Regions from separate parts of the Homo sapiens genome. Here all the other regions are linked to region 1. A link is a loop called in an ENCODE intact Hi-C map of the cell type or tissue named here. Cell type or tissue: HepG2. All regions are shown on one strand.

Evidence for each region. Hi-C counts contacts between places; a loop is a spot of excess contacts. Peaks named below come from ENCODE experiments on the same cell type or tissue, not always from the same donor. Only the 100,000 strongest peaks of a DNase experiment are listed, where the experiment ranks them.
Region 2: it touches region 1 in a loop (2.6-fold over the local background); 2 of 110 quality-filtered maps call a loop at or near these places.
Region 3: a loop joins it to region 1, with 22 times the contacts of the local background. A loop is called at or near these places in 7 of 110 quality-filtered maps.

What each region holds. Positions count from the first base shown.
Region 1 is chr11:18,167,178-18,175,177 of GRCh38, reverse strand. It overlaps MRGPRX4 (MAS related GPR family member X4), which reads right to left and starts at 2,341. Exons shown (of 1, transcript NM_054032.3): 1 at 898-2,341. The coding sequence starts at 1,921. The coding sequence ends at 953. In HepG2, a CTCF peak has its summit at 3,611; DNase peaks (open chromatin) are centred at 2,297 and 3,607; H3K27me3 peaks cover 266 bases.
Region 2 is chr11:18,290,261-18,298,260 of GRCh38, reverse strand. HPS5 (HPS5 biogenesis of lysosomal organelles complex 2 subunit 2) reads left to right here. Exons shown (of 23, transcript NM_181507.2): 11 at 544-702; 12 at 1,277-1,463; 13 at 2,139-2,262; 14 at 3,092-3,241; 15 at 5,285-5,362; 16 at 6,242-6,819. Among named protein-coding and RNA genes, the nearest start is that of HPS5, 28 kb to the left of the region's middle. In HepG2, no CTCF peak of the experiment used is centred here; no DNase peak of the experiment used is centred here.
Region 3 is chr11:18,761,064-18,769,063 of GRCh38, reverse strand. PTPN5 (protein tyrosine phosphatase non-receptor type 5) reads left to right here. Exons shown (of 15, transcript NM_006906.2): 3 at 3,181-3,257. Among named protein-coding and RNA genes, the nearest start is that of PTPN5, 27 kb to the left of the region's middle. RefSeq lists enhancers at 6,554-7,054, 7,055-7,555. In HepG2, a CTCF peak has its summit at 4,597 (motif pointing right); a DNase peak (open chromatin) is centred at 4,613; H3K27me3 peaks cover 246 bases.

The sequences.
Region 1 (8,000 bases):
TATAATTGACATTAGCATGGAAAAGTCAGATGTTTTCAGTTTTGCTTCTTATGTTAACAGCCATAAAATTAACTGAAAGTTACAGCCAGAACAATTTGTACAAAACCTGAAAGTATGAAGAATTCTCCTACAACTTAAAGACTCTGTAAATGAATAATAAATGGTTTTCAAGATAATTTCCAGTTTGAAACCAATTTTAATTTCCAATGGCCAAAATGGAACTGGTGGGGTGTATTTATAGGCTCCTCACTGGTCCGTTAGTCCAGGAAGAGCTAAATAAGCACTTACCAGTTCTCAAGGGGAAGGGGCCACGATTGTCTTTACTAGAAACCAAAGCCAACGTGTGACCATGTGTGGACAAATGACAGGAGAGGGCTATTCATAAAACCAATTTCTAAGACTGTTTTTATGAAGGGAGAATCTCTCTCTAAGGACATTATTTTGCTTTATATCTGAGAATTCAATGGAATTTAGAGGTAGCAGAACTCACTTATTAAGAATTGAGCTTCCAACTGCAGTAATGCCTCCAGTCATAGAAGGGAACATGATTTTCAGGGGAACATAGTCTGACAGATTAATAAGGAATCTTCCTTTTTGATACTATCAGGTAGGAAACAAGTATAAAGAAGAGTTTTAGGGTTGTGGACAGGAACTCCTTTTATTACAATGAAAAGTGCAGAAAAAGTGTTCAGTAGGAAAGATTCAGTGCAAGATAACAGGGAAAATGTATTGGTAATATCAAGGAGAATCCAAACATTGTACTGTCAGACTAATGCTTTCCATGGGTGAAAACTGCAACTGTCAGGTTAGATAAACATTTATTTGAAGACCTTGAGTTACCACTGAGACATTTCTGAGGCGAAACGCTAAGAAAAACGCATGTAATTGTCAAGGGTGGCAGGACAGTGTTGCTCTCAAAGTCCCGTCTGACTGACAGGGCAGAGGCTCTCCCTCATGGCCCCAATCTGCTTCCCGACAGCTCCAGGCTTTCCTCAGGAAGCTGCCCTTCACCTTTATCCACCTCAGGCTTGTCCTGCAGAGCCCTCTGGAGAACCAGCTTCAGGTTCTGCCTATTTTGACGCTGCCTAAAGGAGCCCACGAAGAAGTAAATGATGGGGTTGGCACTACTGTTTAGAGAGGACAGGGACATGCAAACCAGATAAACATGACAATATAAGACTTCCAAATTCAGGTGCATCCTGTAAATTAGGGCCCCCAGAATGCCGAAGGGCAGGCCGCAGAGGAGGAAGACCAGCACTGTGAGCAGGATGGTCACGTACAGCCTGGTCAGCGGCATCTTCCGGGATCCACAGAGGATCCTGACCAGCAGGACCAGGCTGGAAACACAGAGAACCACACATAAAAAAATCAGCCACGCGACTGGGATGAAATCTGACGTTTCACACCAACTAGAATCAGCACCACTAAACAGGAAGTCACAGAACCTCCACTCCAGCATACTAAACAGCAGGGACAGGCCCCAGAGCAGGACACACACGACCGCTGACAGGTGTGTGGGGCGGCGGCAGCGGTACCAGATGGGCCACAGAACAGACAGGCAGCGCTCGGTGCTGATGGCGCTCAGCATACTCAGGCCTGTAAAGTAGGGAAAGGTCATCACAGAAACGAGGATTTTGCGGATGAGATGGCTGATATTGATGAGGCGTAATGGCAAACGTATAATCTGGAAGCTGAGGAAGAGGAAGTCTGCTGCGGCCAGGTTGAGGATGTAGATGGAGACAGCGTTCCTGCGCATGCGGTAGCCCAGGAGCCAGAGCACAACCGCGTTTCCTGTCAGTCCGACAAGGGAAATGATGCACGTCAGCACCGTGAAGCTCAGGGTCTGATTGTAGCAAGGAGTCTCCTCACGTCCGTTGATTGGTGTCAGTTTTGTACCGAAGACTGGGACGGTTGGATCCATGCTCAGAAACCCTAGTCTGGTGCCCCTGGGAACACAAACCAGATGTGATCACCAGCTGTATCATCTCTGATTCTCCCCACCACCCTGCCGTATGGGATTTACTGTCCTCATTTAAAGAAGAGAGAAACAGAGGCTCGCAGATAATAAGTCACTTACCAAAGGTGGGGGTCCTCAAATCCAGTTTGAAATCCAGTTCTTGTTGACTCTGAAGCCTGACATCTCTCTACTGCCACACAAGTTCTGTGCTGACATGGGAATAACATTAGGATCAAAACACCCCCACTCATCCGGCCAGGGCTTTGGACCCGATGATTAATCTATCCTGGGTCTGAAATTTTCTTTCAGGTGGAGGAATTCAGATACACAAAGAGGTGGTTGTGACACACTCGTGACTAGGACTGGTCATCCATGGACAGGAAGGAAGACCATGCATTATGAACTAGAGGAAAATGTGACCTTTGCTAGGATAAGTGTGAAAATGGCTGGGCCTGGTGGGTGAGAAATAACTCAGTGTGTCAGTCATTGCAGACAGGACTACATTTTACATTTTATACTCCCAGTGCCTATTTCCATGAGCAGCACACTGTGCTTTTCATATACATTCATTCAATGAATGAATGCATGCATGAGACTAATGGTACTGGTAGATTTGGATGAAATGGAAAATAAAGATGAAAGCACAATGTAAGGTATTAGAACACACACGTATAACTGGATGAAGAAAATTTAATTCATCAGAATTCTATTTGTGGAAAGCTGTATCTGTGTTGAGAAGAATTCTTGATGTGTGCCCAAAACTTGAAATTGACCACTGATGTGCCTTTGAAATGAAGACTCAGTGTGGCTTTGCTGAACACCTAGAAGCATTTTTGTACACAGTGTTTGGGTAGGGTGTGGGTCTGAGCTGAATTACTCAGCAATAGAACAGAGGAAAGAGTAAGTGAAGATGAGGTCTGAGTGTAACTGACGGAGGTAATTGAAGTGTGGAAATATCTATGGGGGACTACTAAGTGTTCTGCTGGGTATACACAATGTAAACTTTTTGGTTCTCTCTTTCAGGAGATCTTTGGTAGCATTTCTTTGTTGATGCAAACATTTGTATGAGAGGCGTCCATGAGGGGAAATAGGCGATGTGTAGGGCTTGGAGTGTAAAGAGAGAGATTCATGCAGATTTCAACTGGAGAATGAGGATTAGGTCTAATCTGGGAGAATAACAGCAGCTGATTGAGAGTTTGTAAGGTATTGTCTCTTTTAATCACCCGAAGAGCCTAGGAGGTAAGAATTGGTATTATTCCCATATGGCAGATAATGCAATTGGAGCACAACGAAAGGGAATTATTTGTCCCAGGGGTTATGTATTACATAGTATGAATTTGAGTCCGGCAGGTCTGACTCACAATCCAGTCTTGGAGCAGCCCTTTATACCCAGCACCACCCTGTGTCGATTATATATGTTACAGGGAGTAAAGCAGAGGAGTGATTCTCAAGTTAAATCCAAGTTGGCAGCCAAAATTGTGGATTGAAAAAAAAACTGACCTAAGCAAACTCCACATAGAGAAGGAGAGGCAAATCAAAGAGGGAACAAAATAGAGGTGAGTGAATGCCATTTAGGAATAAATTCAGGAGTTCCTTTTTGCCTATCAGAGGTCACATTTGCTCTGGAATCCTGAGGATGCACAGGGGCAGGAGGCCTCCTGGTGGACAGAAGATGCACCCTTTGCTGGGAGTACAGAGAAGCATCAGGAGTGAATGCATCCATCATGAGCTCTCTTAGAGGGGCAAGGTGCCACAGCCCTGATTGGCCCAGAAAGGAAATGGGAGGAAAAGGAGAGCCTCTGTTATCCACACTCAGGGCACTAAAGAGTTTCTCTATCTATATTTATGGTATGATATGTTTGTCTTCCTCATGAAAACCAAAGCTCCATAAGGACTAAGTCATACCTGTCATTTTCCCTGTAGTATCACCAACATTTAGCCTGTGTTCCTTAAAGACCATCTATGGTATTATCCTCATATAACATAAGATGAAGCCAAGGCATAGAGAATTAAAGGGTTTTCCTGAGTTCACAACACGAAGAGCAAGTCTAATACCAGCCCCTGGTCCCTGGAACCCTGCATGAGGCTCCAGTTCTGTTCTCTGCCCCATCATTCATTATTTCTGAGGAGTTCCTGAAAAATCTTGATGTGAGCACAGAGTCAGAGACAATCAGGGCTGAAGAGACTGCTAGATTGCCCCAATATTCATTTTCCTCTTCGGTCACATAACAATTCTGAGAGTATAAAAGCAGCACAAAGACCCACATCCCAGTTTTCCTTGATGCTGGATGACATTGTATGACCAGGTGCTGTTAAGTGGAAGAATCACAAAGTGATGTAAGCAATTCCTTGCTCACAGGATCAATAGAAGGAGTAAAGCCTCTCCTTCCCCTCGTCCTTTTCCATAAGGCTGGAATGCTGATGTAGCTGGAAACCATGCAAGATCACAAAGATGAGGGCAACTCTCTAGGGACTGGGAGCCCCAATTTTTGGAATTCTGATGTGTGACGCCTTGGAGCTTCTACTTCAGATTTCAAAGATAGTCATTTCTGGGTATTCACAGGGGATTTTTTCCAGAACTTTAGCACACACCAAAATCTGCAGATGCTCTATTTCCTTCTATGTGGTATTTGTATATACCTATGCACTTTCTCCCAGATATGTTAAATCATTTTTAGTTATTTAGAATAACTGACGAAATGCAAATGCTATGTAAATTCTTGTTATATTGTAGTTTTTCAGAAATAATGACGAGGAAAAACAAGTTTGTACCTGTTCAGTACATACACAACTCCACCATACCCTTATTTTTGGAATAGTTTCCACCTGTGGTTTGTTGAATTTGCAGATTCAGAATCTAGTGACCCAGAGACACAATTATACTTTTTTGTTTAAGATATTTCTACTTCATGTCTTTTTTAGAGCAGCCAAACTTAGATTCTAAACAAATAAATATGTTCTCTTTTTAAATTACATTTTATTTTCTATGCATTTTTGACAAATGCAAACATTTCTGCATAAAAGTGACAGTAGAGAAAGACATGCCAAACATTAAAGTAGTCTCATGGAGCTGAAATGAGACAGGAATCAATCACCTTCAGGCAGAGCAAGCCTCAGGAAGTAGGAGGATATAAGAAGGTAAGAGGAATAGTCTCATTTGGCATGAGGATTTGCTTTCCGTTCTTCTCTATCCTGTTTGACATCCCAAGTGAGTGGCTTCCATGTACCACATTAGTAGGATTCTTTTTATTTCTGGTTTCTAATGAAATTGAGACACTGGGACATACTGGCAGGAGACTGGAAGACAGCAGGAGAGTGACTTGGGATTTCCATCTCCTGGCTCTCTGCCTGCATATTAGTTCCTTCTTGCATTGATAAAAAGAAATACCTGAGACTGGGAAATTTATGAGGAAAACAGGTTTAATTGGCTCATGGCTCTACAGGCTATGCAGGAAGCATAGCAGCTTCTGCTTTAGGGGAGGCTTCAGAAAGCTTCCAATCCTGATGAAAGGCAAAGGGGGAGCAAGGCATCTCACATGGTGAGAGCAGGAGCAAGAGAGAGAGGGAGGAGGTGCTACACACTTTTAAACAATTAGATTTCATGAGAACTTATCAGTATCAAAACAATAATACCAAAAGGGGATGGTGTTGAAACATTCATGCAAAATCATCCCCATGATCTAATAATCATCCCACCAGGCCCTCCCTCCAACAATGGGAATTACAATCAACATGAGATTTGGGTAGGGACACAGATCCAAACCATATCGGCCTGTGTGGTTGTGTGTTGGCTGTGCAGGGCTTCTCCACCTGCCTGCTCGTGCTCTCCCACCCCTATGGCTACAACTATGGCTATGGCGACAATGGTAACTGCTCCTTCCCTGTGCCTTTCAGCCTAGGGGAGGAAGTAGTGCTCCCCTATGTATTGCTGCTTGAGGTGCTTTGCCATGCCTCATCTCTTTCCCTTAACCCTGCGCATCTTTGTAAATACTTTCCTCACGAAACACTCCTTAATTATTTCAGTTTGGACTATCTATAACTTCCTTGGTCCTTTCCAGATAGGCAAAGAAGAATAAATTTAAAAAGTAAGTGAAACAATAAAACCGGCCCTACAGCAGTTCAACTCTGGGAAGAAATGTCTTCATGTCTTCTGGCTCCTTAAATGAATGTAAGAGGCAGCATTCTCTCCAGGAGAGCAGATTGAATGATTGGAATGAAGGAGATGATACGGGGAGATAAATCAGAAGGGGGACCCCATTTGGAACTCACACAGTTTGGGCTGGCAGCACTCAGTTTCCAAAACGAAGCTTCGTGTCTCCTGTCTTTTCCTGAAACAAGCTCATGACCCCCTGCATGTAGCACCAAGGTGGAAGCACAGGACATGATCTGATAGCAAAAACCATAACTGACCATGGAAGAAGACAGTTCTTGGTACTTACCCTTATCTTTCCTTCTTTTGTCCTGTGGTGAAGACCTCCCTTGTGCTAAAGGTAGAGAGCCTTTCTGGGATTCAGTGTCTTCAGAGGACTTTTCTGTGTTGCTTAATTCAGGAGATGCCTACAGGAGCTGAAATGAAAGCTGGTTAGCAATCCAGGCTTATGAAGATGCTGGACAGTCTTGTTATTTCCTGTATGAGGACTATGGACAAATCAGAGGCCAGAGGTATTTGAGGCACAAATCCTAACTGAGATGATTCTTGGCCTCTGTCCCATATCCAATACATATCAGCCTCTCCCATCATGTCCCATCTTGTTCAGCTTCCTGTAAGTAATTGCTGTCCTGATTTTGAAAATCAATTATGGGCCTAGATATCAGATTAAGTAATGTGAACTTTCGTTATGAGGCTTTTTAACTAAAGAAATAAGTAGATCATAGGATCATCAAGGCTGAAAATGGCCTGACACCATGTTTCGGTGTTTTCTTTATCATAGTGGTGATATATTCATGTGTATGCTTTCTTTCCAAGTGGTAGAGAAGTGTATGCAAAGTGAAAATCTAGAATGTCATTGTCCAGAGGCTACCACTTGCTACACATTTTTTTCTAACTTCTTTTATTATTATCAACTCTGAACATTAAACTTTTTAAAAGTTCTGTGAAATTAAATCATTTGTTGTTATTATTTTTATTTCAATGGGTTTTGGGGGAACAGGTGGTGTTTGCTTACATGGATAAGTTCTTTAGTGGTAATTTCTGAGATTTTGGGGCACCCATCACCTGAGCAGTGTACACTATACCCAATGTGTAGTCTTTTATCCCTCACCCCTCTTCCATCCTTCCCCTGAAGTCCCCATAGTTCATTATATTATTCTATGCATTTACATCCTCACAGTTTAGCTCTCACTTGTAAGTGAGAATATATGATGTTTGGTTTTCCATTTCTGAGTTACCTCAGTTAGAGTAATATGTCCAGTTCCATCTAGGTTGCTGTGAATGCCATTATTTTATTCCTTTTTATGGCTGAGTACTATTCCATGGTATATAAATGTATACGTGTACTATATACATAGTTGTATATATATATATTTATATATATTTAATGGGATTGATGGATGAAATGGTAGATCCACTTTTACTTCTTTAAGAAATTTCCACACTGTTTTTCATAGTGGTTGTGCTAGTTTACATTCCCACCAGCAGTGTAAAAGTGTTCCTTTTTTACCACATCCCCGCCAACATCTATTATTTTTAGATTTTTAAATTATGGCCATTCTTGCAGGAGTAAGGTGGTATCGCATTATGGTTTTGATTTGCATTTCCCTGATCATTAGTGACGTTAAGCATTTTTTCCTATGTTTGTTGTCTGTTTCTATCTCTTTTTTTGAGAATTGTCTATTCATGTTTTTAGCCCACTTTTTGATGGGATTGTTTGCTTTCTTCTTGCTGATTTGTTTGAGTTCCTTGTATTCTGGATATTAGTCCTTTGTCAGGTGCTTAGTTTGTGAAGATTTTCTTACTCGGTGGGTTGTCTGTTTGCTCTGCTGACGATTGCTTTTGCTGTGTTAAAGCTTTTTAGTTTAATTAAGTCCCATCTATTTATTTTTG
Region 2 (8,000 bases), 120 kb before region 1:
TTTGGCCTCCCAAAGTGTGGGATTACAGGTATCAGCCACCACACATGGCCTTAAATTCTTAATTCCTAAGAAAATTCTCATTAAATCTTTCTCCAGCTTGCTAAGCCTTTTTAAAGCACCATTGAAGTTTTATGTTCTATATTAGACTTATTTCTTTTTTCTTTTTTTTTTTTTTGAGATGAAGTCTCACTCTTGTCCCCCAGGCTGGAGTGGAGTGCAATGGCGTGATCTCAGCTCACTGCAACCTCTGCCTCCCAGGTTCAAATGATTCTCCTGCCTCAGCCTCCCGAGTAGCTGGGATTACAGATGCCTGCCCCCATGCCCAGCTAATTTTTGTATTTTTAGTAGAGACGGGGTTTCACCATGTTGGCCAGGCTTGTCTTGAACTCCTGACCTCGGGGGATCTGCCCGCCTCGGCCTCCCAGAGTGCTGGGATTACAGGCGTGAGCCACCGTGCCCGGCCTAGACCTCTTTCAATATATTGGCCATTTGAATATAGATTTACCTACAAATAGCTATTCCATTGCGCTGTTGTTTTATTAGGCAAGAAAAACTTTGACTGCAGATAAATTGGAGCATTTGAAATCTCAGCTGGACCATGGCACCTACAATGATCTAATTTCTCAACTGGAAGAATTGATCTTAAAATTTGAACCTTTGGATTCAGCTTGTAGCAGTAGAAGAAGCTCCATTTCATCACATGTAAGTATTCTCACCTTTAAAGGATTTTGTAGGGTAAGATTTTTCCATCTTCGGTTGTTCTTATTTACCTCTAGGATCCCCAAATTTGTTGTCCTTTCCATTTATGTTTTTTGGTGGGAAGGGGTGAACTTTTGTTCAGCTAGTGGCTCAGCTCTGTGAAGCCTCCATTTAGGTGTGTCTTGGAGCCACATTTTGTTTTGTCATTGTTTATTATTTTTTGTTCCCTGATATACTCATATAGCTCCCAGCATAAGTTACGTTGCTCTAATATGTGATTTTAGGTGCTTCATGCTAATTTGAGCCTGAATGCAGGTCTGGATTATCTCATTTAATCCCCATTCTCACTACCAAGCTTTATGAAGACAAGCTAGAGAAATATGGCAGCTGATGCCACTAGCACACGGAGTGACCCAGCTGCCAGGCACCTAAGCCTTGCTCATCAGTTTGTTCTAATAAGCCATAATGGTTGTTATTAACTTTCTATTTGAGTGTTGGTATTTCTCTGCAGAAGTTATATTAACGTTATAAAGGAAATTTTTACCTTTTTTTTTTTTTGAATTCTTTTAATTTTTAGGAAAGTTTCAGCATCTTGGACTCTGGTATTTATCGTATCATTAGTAGTAGAAGAGGCAGTCAGTCAGATGAAGACTCTTGCTCCCTTCACAGCCAAACCCTCTCAGAAGATGAGAGATTTAAAGAATTCACCTCACAGCAGGAAGAGGACCTGCCAGATCAGTGTTGTGGCTCACACGGAAATGAAGGTGATGAATGTGTCTGTTGTTGGTTCCTGATGTGAAGCCATTATTTTCCACGAGCTCCTGTTACCAGGATTATCTTGTGCACGGAATTTCTCTGAAGTGTTAATAATTTTTAACATGTTGATAGAACTTTCCATCCAGATCTACAGATCTGCCCCCTACTAGAAGAGTTGGTTTATGTTTAGTATTTTTTCCCCTCACGTTTGGACTAACATTAGGGCCTGTTTTTGATCATGCATCAAAATGCTGGAAAGGTTATGAAAGAAAGGTCATTAACCAAAAGAGTGGGAAGATTTTATTCTGACTAACCAAATTATTTTTCATCAGGATTGAAAAATTACTGCAGTTTTTGGGGGTCATTGCCTTCCTTTTTCGATGTGCGAGTATTCCTGTGGCTGAACTAGTGAGAAGAGAATAATAGAGATCCTAAACTCCCTTTTTGACTTATGGGGACTCAGGGTTAGTAGGCAAATGAAGGTACCTGCCTCGGTGTTTTATGTGGACCATCCCATGCATTTTGTAAACCTGTGTTCCACTCATTTGTTTCTGGGTCAGTTGTGATTTTGGTATTGAATCCTTCATTTCTTTCGGTTTATTCATTTCAGAATTTTTTTAAAGATTAAAACAACTCCCACGTGATTAGATTTTGTTTCTTTTTTTCCTGATTCCATTCATTAGACAATGTTTCTCATGCTCCAGTGATGTTTGAGACAGATAAGAATGAAACTTTTCTCCCGTTCGGCATTCCATTACCATTTCGTTCTCCATCTCCTCTTGTGTCTCTTCAGGCTGTCAAAGAAAGGTAAACCAATTAGTCTTGTCATTTAATTCCATTACTGATCTTATTTCAGTTCTCACATTAGGTAATTTGTGCTGAGAATGGAAAATGAGAAAAAGGAAGTCTCTTGTTTTCCATATAACTTGTCATATGGAGCTATTAACTTCTCATTTACCTTGGGGAGAGTCTAGCTTCCCTCTGTTTTAGCAGCTGGTATTTGAGTTGTTGCAGATGTAGGTGCCCCCACCCTCAAGAGATCAAAAATTAAAAATCTCTGATGGTAATAGTTTCCACGTATCATTAGTCTTTAGCTGATCCTTTCTAATGGTCAGTTTGGGCTCAGACTTGGAGTCTTTTCAGAATTCTTTTCTAGCTACTCCATGGGACCAGGGTTGACATTTGAGTTTAAGAGAGAAGACTTTGTGCAGCTACTTAACTGCTCATCTGAGTCTTACTGGATACAAATTTTGCTTAAGAAGGGTATATTGTGACTAGTTAACAGCTGAGTTTACATGAAGCAATTCTTTGTTCTGTGACCAGAATGGGGCTGATGATCACATGGCTTTGCCTAAGTTGACAGAAATATTACAGATACAGCTGGAGTTAAAGACCTTTTCTTTAGCGCTGAAACACTGATTTCTTAGGGCAGTTTAGTAAATAATGTGAATCATTATATTGTAAGTTTATATACGTGAAATACTATTATTTGAACAGAGAAGTTGCTATAAACAGTCTTTACTAAGTCCAAGTTGCCTCCCTAGGACTTATTAGGGAGAAAACTGAAGAATGAAAACCTGAGTTTTCTCAGTAATAAGTTTTTATTCATGTTAGTTTTTTGTTATTTGACTTCTAGTGTTTCTAGCTTTGTGCGTAAAACTACTGAGAAGATTGGCACCCTTCACACGAGCCCTGATCTGAAAGTGAGACCAGAGCTCAGGGGTGATGAGCAATCATGTGAAGAGGATGTGAGTTCAGATACCTGCCCAAAGGAGGAAGACACTGAGTAAGCCCTTACACATAAATCTCTATACATTCTAGGGAATCCAGCTGTCAGTTTTAAGAAAGCCATAGACCAACCTTGTGCAGCCTGTGGCCCGTGGGCCTCATGTGTTCCAGGACGGCTTTGAACGTGGCCCAACACAAATTTGTAAAGTTTCTGAAAACATGAGTTTTTTTGTGATTTTTTTTTTTAATAGCTCATCAGCTATTGTTAATGTTAGTGTATTTTATGTGTGGCCCAAGACAATTCTTCCCATGTGGCCCGGGGAAGCCAAAAATTGGACACCTGTGCCATAGACTATGTCCTTTTCAAGAAGGCACATGTATGTCTGCATTCATTGAAGATTGTTTGTGTAGCTTATAAAAATTGTGAAATTCCACAAAGTGTTGAAAAATTACATCACCCCGAAGCAGATCTATTGAGCAGAGTTTTAATTTAGTACTTCTTCCATCTTTCCCCTGCATAACTCCCCTCCTTCCCCCATAATCTCTTCAAACTTCTGGGATCTCACAGGAGTATTATATTAAGAGTAGGATGACCAAGGATCTAGACCTCATCCTGGCTCTGCGTATGACTAGTATGTGACTTTGGGAATGTCACTGATGCTCTCTGGCCTGTAAGATCCAAAATGTGCTATTATTTGATGAGTCAAGGACTCATCAAGCAATAGCAAAAGGACCACCTTTTATATTATCTAATTGTCTCATGTAACATGAGTATAATACTTTATTCTCTAATAAAGAGAATATTAGATTGAGATAATGAAAAAGAAAACAAGGGATTCTTTAGGCAACGTTGATCAAGCAGTTGGCATTGATGTCCTATCAGGTACCTTCCCATAATATGCTGGTGGCCTGGTCCTTGTGTAGTAGAGTTGTAGCAGAGCCCTTAATTGGGCATAGTGTGGAGTATCTTGTCTCTCTGGCTTCTGCCTTATAGTTCAGGGAATCTGGGTATTAAAGGCAAACAAATTCAGCACTTACCCAGGAATTAAGAGAGAAACCCATGGGACCAGTGCATCTGGACAGTCAGATGAAATAAAAGATTTGTAATCCTCAGAATAACTTAGTGAATCCATATGTTTATAGAAAAAATACAGATTTTTTGACATGGCATTTAATGCAGCCTTCTATCTGACCTTAGCTACCTTTCTAGCCACATCCTTCTAAGTGCTATAAATTTCACTCCTATCGGAGAACTAAGTGTGTACACTGACACTTCACTACCTTTCTTCATGCTATGTCTTCTATCCAGAGTATTCTCCCGCCATTTTTTGTGAGACAAATAATACCTCCTTAGGAATATGTCCCTTTCCCTACTCAGAAAAATTATTTCTTCTTCTCTGCTTTCATATCACAATGCTGTTTTAAAGAGCTGCTCTTTGGTGTTCAACTTACTCTTTTTTTAAATTATACTTAGTTGTTTGCATGCCTTTCTTTCTAATGAGAGCTTACTGGAGCTTATCACCTTGAGGCCAAGGACCACCTTTTCTATTCATCTATTTGTCTTATGTAACATGAGTATAATACTTGCCGTTAGTAAGCATGAGAAATATTTGTCCAAGGGTCAGGTGCGGTGGCTCACGCACTTTAGGAGGCCGAGGCAGGTGGATCACGAGGTCAGGAGATCGGGACCATTCTGACTAACATGATGAAACCCCATCTCTACTAAAAATACAAAAACAAAATTAGCCAGGCATGATGCTGGGTGCCTGTAGTCCCAGCTATTCGGGAGGCTGAGGCGGGAGAATGGTGTGAACCTGGGAGGTGGAGCTTGCAGTGAGCGGAGATCATGCCACTGCACTCCAGCCTAGGCAACAGAGCGTGACTCTGTCTCAAAAAAAAAAGAAAAAAGAAATATTTGTCTAAGAAAGCTCTGAGGCTGAGGCAGGGAGAATTGCTTGAACCCGGGAGGCGGAGGTTGCAATGAACCGAGATCACGTCACTGCACTGCAGCCTGGGTGACAGAGTGAGACCCTGTCTCAAAAAAAGCTCTGATCCCCTCTAACTCTTGTGAATGTTATTGTTATTTTGCACACTTTTTTAGGGAGGAAAAAGAGGTAACTAGTCCACCTCCAGAAGAAGACAGGTTCCAGGAGCTTAAAGTAGCAACAGCAGAAGCAATGTGAGTATAATGAGAAACTTTTATAGTGACGTCTCAAGGCAGTTTAGTAAACGAAGTGAATCATTATATTGTAAGTTTTTTATGGGCCTTGTATGAAATATATAGTTGATTAGAGAAGTTGCTATAAATGGTCTTTCCTTTTATTAAGTCCAAGTTGCCTTCCTAGGACTAATAGGAAAAACCCAGGCACTGAAGTTTTCATTCTTGGCAGCAATAAGATTTTCTTCATGTTAATTTTTTGGTATTTGACTTCCAGTATTCCTAGCTTTGTGTGTAAAACTACTGAGAAGATTGGCAGCCTTCACACAAGCCCAGAATGGGAATGACTTTCTGAGTCCATCAGTAGTGGTCCTGAGACAGTTTGGGGCAGAGATAGCCTCATTTGGAATTGAAATTGAAGAAGTAGGCTGGGCGTGGTGGCTCATGACTGTAATCCCAGCATTTTGAAAGGCTGAGGTGGGCGGATCGCTTGAGCTTAGAAGTTTGAGACCATCCAGGGCAACATGATGAAACCCCAAATACCAAAAGTAGCTGTGTGTAGTGGGTGTAGTGGCATGTACCTGTATTCCCAGCTACTCAGGAGGCTGAGGTGGGAGGATCACTTGAGCCTGCAGTGAGCTATGTTTGTGCCATTGCACTCCAGCCTGGGTGACAAAACAAGACCCTATCTCAAAAAAAAAAAAAAAAAAGTAAAACACTACAAAGTTTATGTTCTCTGTTTTGTCATCTTGTTGAGATAGTTTTTATTTAAAGAGTTGAAAAGTAACGTTTATTCCAGATGAGTATGTTACATTGGTTAGGTTAATTTATTAGCATGAATTAATTTGTTTTAAGAAAAACACATGACACATGAATTTCATACTTGTCTGTCTTGTATAGGACCAAGCTACAGGACCCTCTGGTTTTATTTGAATCCGAGTCTCTGAGAATGGTTTTACAGGAGTGGCTTTCACATTTAGAAAAAACATTTGCCATGAAGGACTTTTCAGGTGTTTCAGATACTGACAACTCATCCATGAAATTGAACCAGGATGTGCTATTAGTTAATGAATCAAAAAAGGGAATATTAGATGAAGATAATGAAAAAGAAAAAAGGGACTCTTTAGGCAATGAAGAATCTGTTGATAAAACAGCATGTGAATGTGTAAGGAGTCCAAGGGAGTCTTTGGATGACCTGTTTCAAATATGTTCTCCATGCGCCATTGCAAGTGGTCTTCGGAACGACCTGGCTGAATTGACAACATTATGTTTGGAGTTGAATGTATTGAATTCTAAGATCAAAAGCACCAGTGGACATGTGGACCACACTTTGCAACAGTACTCTCCTGAAATTCTGGCTTGCCAGTTCCTGAAGAAGTACTTTTTTCTCCTGAACTTGAAAAGAGCGAAGGAGAGTATCAAGCTTAGTTACAGTAATAGCCCTTCTGTTTGGGATACTTTTATTGAAGGATTGAAAGGTAATACTCAGATTGCCTTATCAAAGATAGAAATTCGTATTAAAAAACATTAGCAGTTTTGAATTTTGGGGTTTAAAAAAAAGATTTAAGTAGAAAATCACATCTGTTCTGGTCAACCCTTTATTCTGTTTTCCATTCATTTTAACTTTTAATAGTTCTTTCAGACATTGGTTAAATTCACAACTGGATTATAAGAAATTAGTTTTTAAATTTTTATTTATTTTATTTTTTTTGAGACAGAGTTTCATTCTGTTTGAGTGCAGTGGCGCCATCTTGGCTCACTGCAACCTCCGCCTCCTGGGTTCAAGTGATTGTCTTGCCTCAGCCTCCCAAGTAGCTGGGACTGCAGGCGTGCACCACCACGCCCAGCTAATTTTTGTATTTTAGTAGAGACAGGGTTTTGCCATGTCGGCCAAGCTGGTCTCAAACGCCTGACCTCAAGTGATCTACCTGCCTTGGCCTCCCAAAGTGTTGGGATCACAGGCATCAACCACTGTGCCTGGCCCTATTTTTTATTTTTAGAGACAGGGTCTCACTCTGTGCCCAGGCTGGAATGCAGTGGTGTGATCATGGCTCACTGTAGCCTTGATCCCTTGGGTTCAAGCGATCCTCCTGCCTCAGTTTTCTGAGTCGTGGGATTACAGGCATGTGCCACTGTACCCTCTGATTTCTTCATTTTTTTATAGAGATGGGGTCTTACTGTGTTGCCCAGGTTGGTCTTGAAATCCTGACCTCAAAGCAGTCTTCCCACCTTGGCCTCCCAAAATGCTGGGATTATAGGTGTGAGCCACCATGCCTGGCCCTAGAAATTAGTTTTATTTCTCTCATAATGACATTCAGAAAATGGTAGAGCAGTGCTGGGGAAGTTGAGGTTAAAGTAAAATGTTTATAAATGCAGATGTATTAAAAGAAGAAAATCTCTCATGTAACTTACTAATACAGAAATACTATATGGGGTACTTATTGTGTGGCAGATATTATGGTAAACACTTTTCAGCATTGTCTCATTTCATCCTTACAATAATGTTTGGAGTAGATGGTGTTATTCCATTTTATAGATAAGCAGTCTGAGGCAGAGAGAGATCTTAGGTAGCTAAACTGCTGTAATAAATATCTGATAATGAAGTAACTCATACATAAATAGAAGTGTATTTCTTGCTCATGTAACAGTCCAGGACAGG
Region 3 (8,000 bases), 590 kb before region 1:
TTTCCAAGTCCCTTCATCCCTGGTGGTCTCTGGTTATAAGGGAAGCAGTGGTGGGGGCAGCCCAGCAAGTGGCTGCTGTTGTCACAGGCCAGTGTTCTGTTCCTGTTGCCTGGCTGATAGAAGTGGGGAAGGAGAGAGCAGGAGCCTTAGCAATCCAATAAAAGCAGCTATTTCTGCTCTTGGTGGGGAGGGAGGAAGGCAGCGCCCAGAGACTGGGTTCCCCATCCAGCCTGAATGGGCCATGTATTTTCTTTGGAAAGCTAATTAAACCCTCCTCTGGACAGTCTAGACACGCAGGCTGTGGCTGGGGTTGCCTGGAGTCCTTCGACTACAGGGAAGAGCAGCAGAGGCTCTTGCTCCATTTTCCTTTGCAGTCAAGAGGTGCTACTCGTTCTGCTTTTCTGGTTATGAAATTAGTCATTTTCTAGGAAGCTTATTTATAGAGTCCACTGCACACATGAAGCACTGAGCTATTCTGAACACAGCTTGGGGCCTGAGAGGCTTAAGGTGTGAAAGCAGGTGTGAGTCACACATGGGTCCCCTTCCAGAGGTATCTGGATACTGTGCCTTTCTGTACCCAGCCAGGGGTCAGCCCTCATGGGCTGCCATCCAGCTAGGTGCTCGTTAGGGTAAGGAAAGAACAAGTTTAGGATTGGAAGGTTGGGGGTGGGTGCTCTCAAACACAATCCCTGTGGCCACCACCAACTCAGTATAAAATGTGGGGCAAGTCAGACCCCATTCTCTGGCTCAGTTTCTCCTCTGTAAAATGAGAGGCCTTCCAGATCTGTGATTCTCTGACTTCTGTGGACAACAGCTGTGGAGGAGAGCTCCCAGCTACTTAGCAAAGACCCGTCCACAAAGCAGCTCAGATGATGGCTGTGTTTGAGATTCCTAATGTTTTCTCAAGAACGTCAGGTCAACATTTACTTATTCCATAAGTGTTTATTTATTGAACATCCTACTACGAACCAGGCACTGTGCGAGGCTTTGAAGATACAATGGTAAATAAAACAGAAATAGTGGACCCTGCCTTCATGAAAGCCACAGTCTAATGATGGAGACAGATGTTGAATAATGGCATATATTACAGTGACATTTCTAACCGTGTCAAGTGCATACCATGTGAGAGAAAAGCATGTGGAAGGTGCTGTGAGGAAAGAGCCTTCCCAGTGTGGCTGGAGTGCAGAGGTCAAGAGGGAGAGGGACTTAGGGTAAGCCTGGAGGGATCCACAGGGACCAGACCACCCAACATCTATGAACTATGCCAAAGGATTTTTCTTTGTTCTAAGTACAATAAGGATGCCATGAAAATATTTTTTCAAGAAAGGTTATGTGATAAACGTTGAGTTCTGAGGAATTGATTCTAGCTCCTCTCTTCTGGAGAAGCGTTCACCATGCCACTTTCCATTGCCTGGGGCAGAGGGGACTTCCACATCCAGTTGTGCAGTTTGTAAACTGCACAGATTTTCTGTGCCATAAGCACTGGAGCCATGTGGAGAATGTTTTGGAGGCCAGCCCGAGTGGATGCCAGCAACCAGTTAAAATATTGCCACAGCAATCTAGGCAAGAGATGATGGTGGCTGGGACCAAGATGGGGAGGGAGAAATGTGGAGGGACTCCAGAGACATTTAAAGAATGCACTTAAAGTTACCTTGAAGGAAGTGACCTCCTCTCTGCAGGAGTGCTGGGCTCTAGGACTTGTGATTCTCAGAGACCCTGGCAATTGGGTTGAGGAAAAAAATAAAATGATATAATGCCAGTTGAAAAAGAAGATATCAGAGGGAGAAGGGCCACCCTGAACCTGACCTCTCTGCCCTTAATTATTTAAAATCTGGAATTGGGCCTGAAACTGGCCCTAGGGCCAGTCCAAGAAGCAGGATAGCAGGACTTGGGGGCAGAGAAGCAGCTGAGCCTCTGGAATTCCTGAAAGTATGCTAGCAAGGCTATGTCAAAGGTTCTTTTGGTTGCCAGTTTCAGAAATCACATCCCACTGGCGTAAGCTAAAATGTGGGGATTTATTGGAAGGATCCACGGCCATCTTATGGTCTTGAAGGGCATATTGTCCAAGACTCAGTACAGATGGGAACAAGGCAGCTCTCAGGCCCTCAGCAGCAGGTCTTCTCTCCAGGGCACTGTGGCTACCATGATTCAGCACCAGCAAAATGCATCAGAATGCATTTTCAGTGTGCAAGGGAGAGGATCTGATTGACCCAGGCTGGTTTGTGTGTTCAGCCTTGGATCAGTCATCAGCTACTGCCAAGGGTCAGAGACATGAAAGGCAGACAAGGCCACTGGAGCCCACGCTGCATTTCAGGCCATTCCCAGGGTAGGGGACCCCCTGTGAGTCAAGTGGTTGCCCTCAAGATATGTCTACTCTCAAGATGCTTCATGGGGTCTAGCTGATCTCCAGCAACATTTTTCCAGCTTGCCAGGTAAAGGAGAAAAACTAGACCCCCATACTCTCCTATAAGGTGCCCTAATAGGCTAGAAAGAGGGTTCTCTGATTTCAGGAAGGAAACATTTAGACTATACAAAACATGTATGTAACTACTTTTTCTAGCTATTCTGGAGAAGAGTTCTGCATACCACTTTTCACTGCCTGGGGCAGAGGGGACTTGCATATCTTGGAGAGCTGGACACAGGATTGTGGGTTACTCAGAGCCCTCTTCTTGTCCACCCATGGTTCAAAACTACTGGAACTAGGAGACAGAATGGCACAACAGCGAGAGCATGAGCCTGGAGTCCTAGGTCATAATTTCAAACTCATCTCTATTCTATTGAGCTGTGTGACCTTGGGCAAGTTACTTAACCTCTCTGAGCCTGTTTAATGATCCCTCATTCATGAGGTCATGGTGAGGATTTAATGTGATAAAGTTTGCAAAGTGCTTGCGTATAGTAAATCCTCCTACTGTAGAGGTGATGATGATGGTGATGATGATGATGATGGTTGTGATGATACTGCTGCCACTGATTCCACAAGGAAGACACCTGCAAAATTCTGCTCCTGCCTCTGCAGCTTGACCCCTCAACAGGCTGGTATTTTCCTCAGGTCCCTTTGATGGGGTGGGGTTATTCAAAGGGATACAGAATACAGGAGAGGGAGCCTTCTTATCTTTGCTCAGGGTTTTTGTCTTGATCCTGGCTCAACAGCATATTCTTACCTTTTCCATCCTGCTGCAGGAGTGAGAGAGAGAACCACGCTGCTGATGACTCCGAGGGAGGGGCCCTGGACATGTGCTGCAGTGAGAGGCTACCGGGTGAGTCTTCTCAGCACCCAGCTCCTCCCAGACCTCAGAATGGAGAGACAATGCCCCGGCTGAAGCTGGGGCTGGAGTAAAGCCTAGCTAGCTGTGAACTTGCGCAAGAATATCCATGCAGCTGCTCCATAGCTCTTCGTTTAAATGGGGACTTGTTTTTCTAATCCCTGATGCCTTCTGACCTGTTATCACTTGGAGCTGCTCTAGGCTCACATGGAGGGAAGAGCAGGCAATTGAAGGTGTGCTAGGAAGTGAAAAGAAGGACGAAGAGCTGAGGAGTACAGGGCTCCTAGGGAATGACCACTGACCATTCAGGGCTGGGCTGACTTCAAGAGGTAAGGGTAGGAAGCAAAACCTGAAGGCAGCATGAGCCAAGGATGGGGTGGGGGATGTGGAGAACTACCTGACCTCCCTGTTGAGAAGCCCGGCTTGAGGGTGAAACTGTGCTGCTTGAGTCCAGTTGACCACAGTTGCAGGGAGCCAAGCCATTGCAGCCACCGTGGAGATATTACCAAGGCACTCTTGCCCACAGGGTGGCAGCTCGTCCCAGTTGTAGCCCCATGACCCACGCCATGATAAACAGCCTCAGAAGGAAGAAAAAGAAGGGGTGGGGGGAGAGTTTTACATTTTTTTATAAGTTTTTATTGTTCTTTTCCTTCTTATAACAAAAGGTTAACTGTCAAAATATTAGAAAATAAATACAAATAAAAAAAGAAAAATCGCCATAATCCTGTAACATAGCATATATTTTCATATCTCTCCTTCTGAACATTTTGTTAGAAGACAAGTCTTTTGGGCCAGGTGCGGTGGCTCATGCCTGTAATCCCAGCACTTTGGGAGGCCAAGGCGGGCAGATCACGAGGTCAGGAGATCGAGACCATCCTGGCTAACATGGTGAAACTCCGTCTCTACTAAAAATACAAAAAATTAGCCAGGCGTGGTGGCGGGCGCCTGTAGTCCCAGCTACTTGGGAGGCTGAGGCAGGAGGATGGCGTGAACCCAGAGGGCAGAGCTTGCAGTGAGCCGAGATCGCGCCACTGCACTCCAGCCTGGGCGACAGAGTAAGACTCCGTCTCCAAAAAAACAAAACAAAACAAAACAAAACAAAGACAAGTCTTTTGAACTCTAACGTTGAAATTCCAAACCTGTAGCTTTTCAGAGACCTCATGATTGGCAAGGAACCTTAGAATGGAGTCTTCACGTGATACTCTTTAAGATAGACATTGGAAACAACCAGGTATGAGTCTAAAGCGATGACTCTTCAAAATAAGTGGTATTTTATTCACACCACACTCAGTGCCCCAGCTCCTGAGGAAGCCCTTTGATGCAGTTCATACCTTAACCAGTAGGGGGTGCCATTGCTCAAAACACTTGGGACAGCCTGTTGAGACGGTCTAAGATGGGACCGTCTGTCTAGAAGAGAATTCTCTGAAAAGATGTGAGAACTTCCTGAATATCTGAATGGCTGTCTTGCGGAAGGGGCAGCAGATCTATTCTGTGTATCTTAGGATGACGTAAGCCCAAGGCATTGAAATTAAAAACAGGCCTTTGGCCCATAGACGCAGAACTCTCTGACTCTAAAAGTGGTCCAGTCATAGAACTCAATAATTCCAGAGGAAGAAATGCGTGTTCCGTCACAGGAGGCATTCAAGTACTAGATAGATAGACAATGGAGAGGAAATTTCCACAATGGATGGGAGGTCCAGATGACATCAGAAGTCCCCTTCAACTATTAAACAGTTCTGTGATTCAGATATGAGTCATAGAATTCGGAGATGACTCTACAATCAGGGATGGCACCACTGACTAGAAGAAATCTGCAGAAAATAGGACAGGATGAATAGGAGTCCAGAGAGTAGCACGGTGTGGAGGAAGAAAGAGCATGGGATTTGGCGTTTGAGTCCGCCTGTTCTGCTTCAGGCTGTGTGTTTATGCACAAGTCACTTAACCTTGCTGGAGCTCCAGTCCCTCATCTGTGAGCAGAAACAATAGCAATATGAATATTTATCCTCACAAGTGTCCTGGGGGAATAAATAAATGTAACCACTCAGTCATTCACTCAAGTACTTATTGAGCACCTACTAGGTCTCAGGTACTAGGTGCTAGATATATAGAGGTAAATAAAACAGACATAGTCCCTTCCCTAAGGAAAGTTCATGGACAACTTCAGCTCTGAGCTGCTTCTGCAAAATGGGATGAAGCCGCAGCAGAGAGGCTGCAGTAATAAGCATAATAGGTTAAATCCCAATGTTCTCTCCCATTTCTCCCCAAAAGCAAGCAACCAGTGTAGAATAGAAGAGTTTTGGTCATGGAATATCCTAGGAAATCAGTGTCATTTGCTACCCCTTCTTACAGATGAGAGGACCAAGGCCCAGGGAGCTTAGGCAGTCTGTCCAAGGTCACTTAGCTGGTAGAGGGAGGATTCACTCCAGGCAGTCTCTCTCAGTAGCCCGTGTCGTCACCGCTACCTTGTTCTGCCTCTGTTGTCCCCATGGAGCCACTGTCATCTTCTGGCACCCTGTGGACTGAGGCAGAAAGAGTTTAGGTGCGTTTGTTCCAGACAGGAGTTTGGAGGAGGTAGACAACGTCCCTGTGCCTGTCCCTATCTGTGTCCTTCCTCTGGGAAGTCCTGCTTGCAGAGGCCGAGCAAGTTGTGTGACCCTCTAGACTCCCACGATGCTGTCCTGATAGGGGATTGCAGTAATTATTTGCCTCCTCCATGGGGTCATGAGCTCTCTGAAGGCAAGGACCTCTCTGTTTCATTTCTGCATCCTCCATGTCCAGCATGTATTCACTCATTTCTTCATTCTGTCACTACTGATTGAGCACCTACATGTGCTGGGCACTGTTGTAAGCACTAGAGATTGAACAGAAATCCAAACTGAAAACAGTTCCCACCCTCCCAGGACAGTATTATGTGCTAGTCAAGAACAGGGACTCTGGACCTCAGCTTGGCCCCACCACTTACCAGTAGATGATCATGGACAAGCTACTGAATCTTTCTGGACCCCCCATTCACAATATAGCAAGAACAATATTCACTGCTGTGCAGAGTTGTTAGAGGATTCAGTGAATTAACAGAAAGCTTAGAACAGTGCCTGGCATATAGCAAATGCTGTACAGACATTTGCTATTAAGGAAAAATAGACAACAAATAAAATAAGTAAGTCATGCCACATAGTATGGTTAATAGTAGTAAGTGCTATGAAGACAATTAAAGCCATGAAGAGGGGGATGGGAAAGAACTGGGGAATGGTTTGACATTGTGAATAGGGTAAATTCACATTGAATTTGTGGAAATCTACTCTACACCAGAGCCTGGTGTAGAGTAGACTTCCACAAATGTTTGTCAAGGACACTGACCTGTACTGCAACTTGGACATAAAAGGAAATGGGAGTTTGTAGGCCAAGAGAGTTGGAGTGTTAGGCCTTTAGAAGGAGCCCATGAGCACTGCAGGCAATTGCATAATGATGGTATAAAAATCCAGCCCTCAAGTACTCTTTCCACTCTCTGTCTTACCCAGAGGCGAGGCAGAGTGAGGGCCAGCCATGCCTGGTGGCTCATTCGTTCCCACACCCACCTTCAGATGGGGGCAACATGGCCAACACTCCGAGCCACCACGATCACCCAGATCTGAGCCAACACAGGACAGGTCATACAGTCCCATCAGAGCTTTCTTGGTGGAAACGTCCTCAGCATCACCAACACTCCCTGGGAGCTCCCCCCAATGCCCCAGAGCCAGGCATGCTGCCTCACAGCCCCTGGGACACCCCCCACATGTGCTCTCGCACACTCGTGTTTGTGCTCACTTGTCATAGCCACATGCTCCCCGATGCACATGCATGTTCCCACGCACAGTCACCCGGGCACGTGGCCTGCCTCTGTCTCACACAGCCCTGCAGGGGCGGACGCACACCTCCAGGCTCACACACCTGCATGCCTTCCTCTTGCACACTCACCTCTCTCAGCTCCATCCCTCCATCCCGCGGCTTCCACTCTGCATGCTTCCTGGTGATGTGCTTGCTCTCTCATTCCCTCCTTAGGTGTCTTTCTCTTTCTCCCACTACTGTACCCCTTCTTCACGCACACTCTTGAAAATGACTAGGCAGACTCCTTTTCTCCCTCTCCATTCTCTGTCCTCTTCTCAGGCTCTCAGTCATGCCCAGCTCCCCGGTACTGTGGGGGCAGTGAGTGTCTACCCCACTGCCTTCCCCACCCCTGTGCACATGTGCACACATGTATTTTTCTTCTCCCTCATGCACACACCCTTTTTCATGTGGTCACCCTCCTCTTCTCTTTCACTCTTCCTTTCTTGCTCACTTCATTTGCTCACAGTCACCCAAACACTTTGGTACATTCAAACTCACAATCTCTCTTCTTCTATGTGTAGGTGTTCACATTTGCAAGACACCAGGTGGCACTGCTAATGTTGGGGACTCCACTCCTTCCCCCATCCAGCACCAGTACAGGCCTAGCCCAGCATAGTCCTAGCTCCCAGCAGCTGCCGCGGAGGTACAAGGTAGAAGAAGGAGGTAGATAAAGCAGCAGTAGGTGCCAGTGGGGGCCAGCACATGGAATAGAGCAACATCACCAGGTGTTGCTCTCAGCAGCATCATCATGCAGACTCGTGGGCAGGCCTGCAGGGACCAAGGTCAGACTGCCAATAAAGACCCTCGCAGTATACCACCCCTGCTCAGTCCTGCACTGCAAGGGCCATTGCTTGCGTGCATGCATGTGGGCAG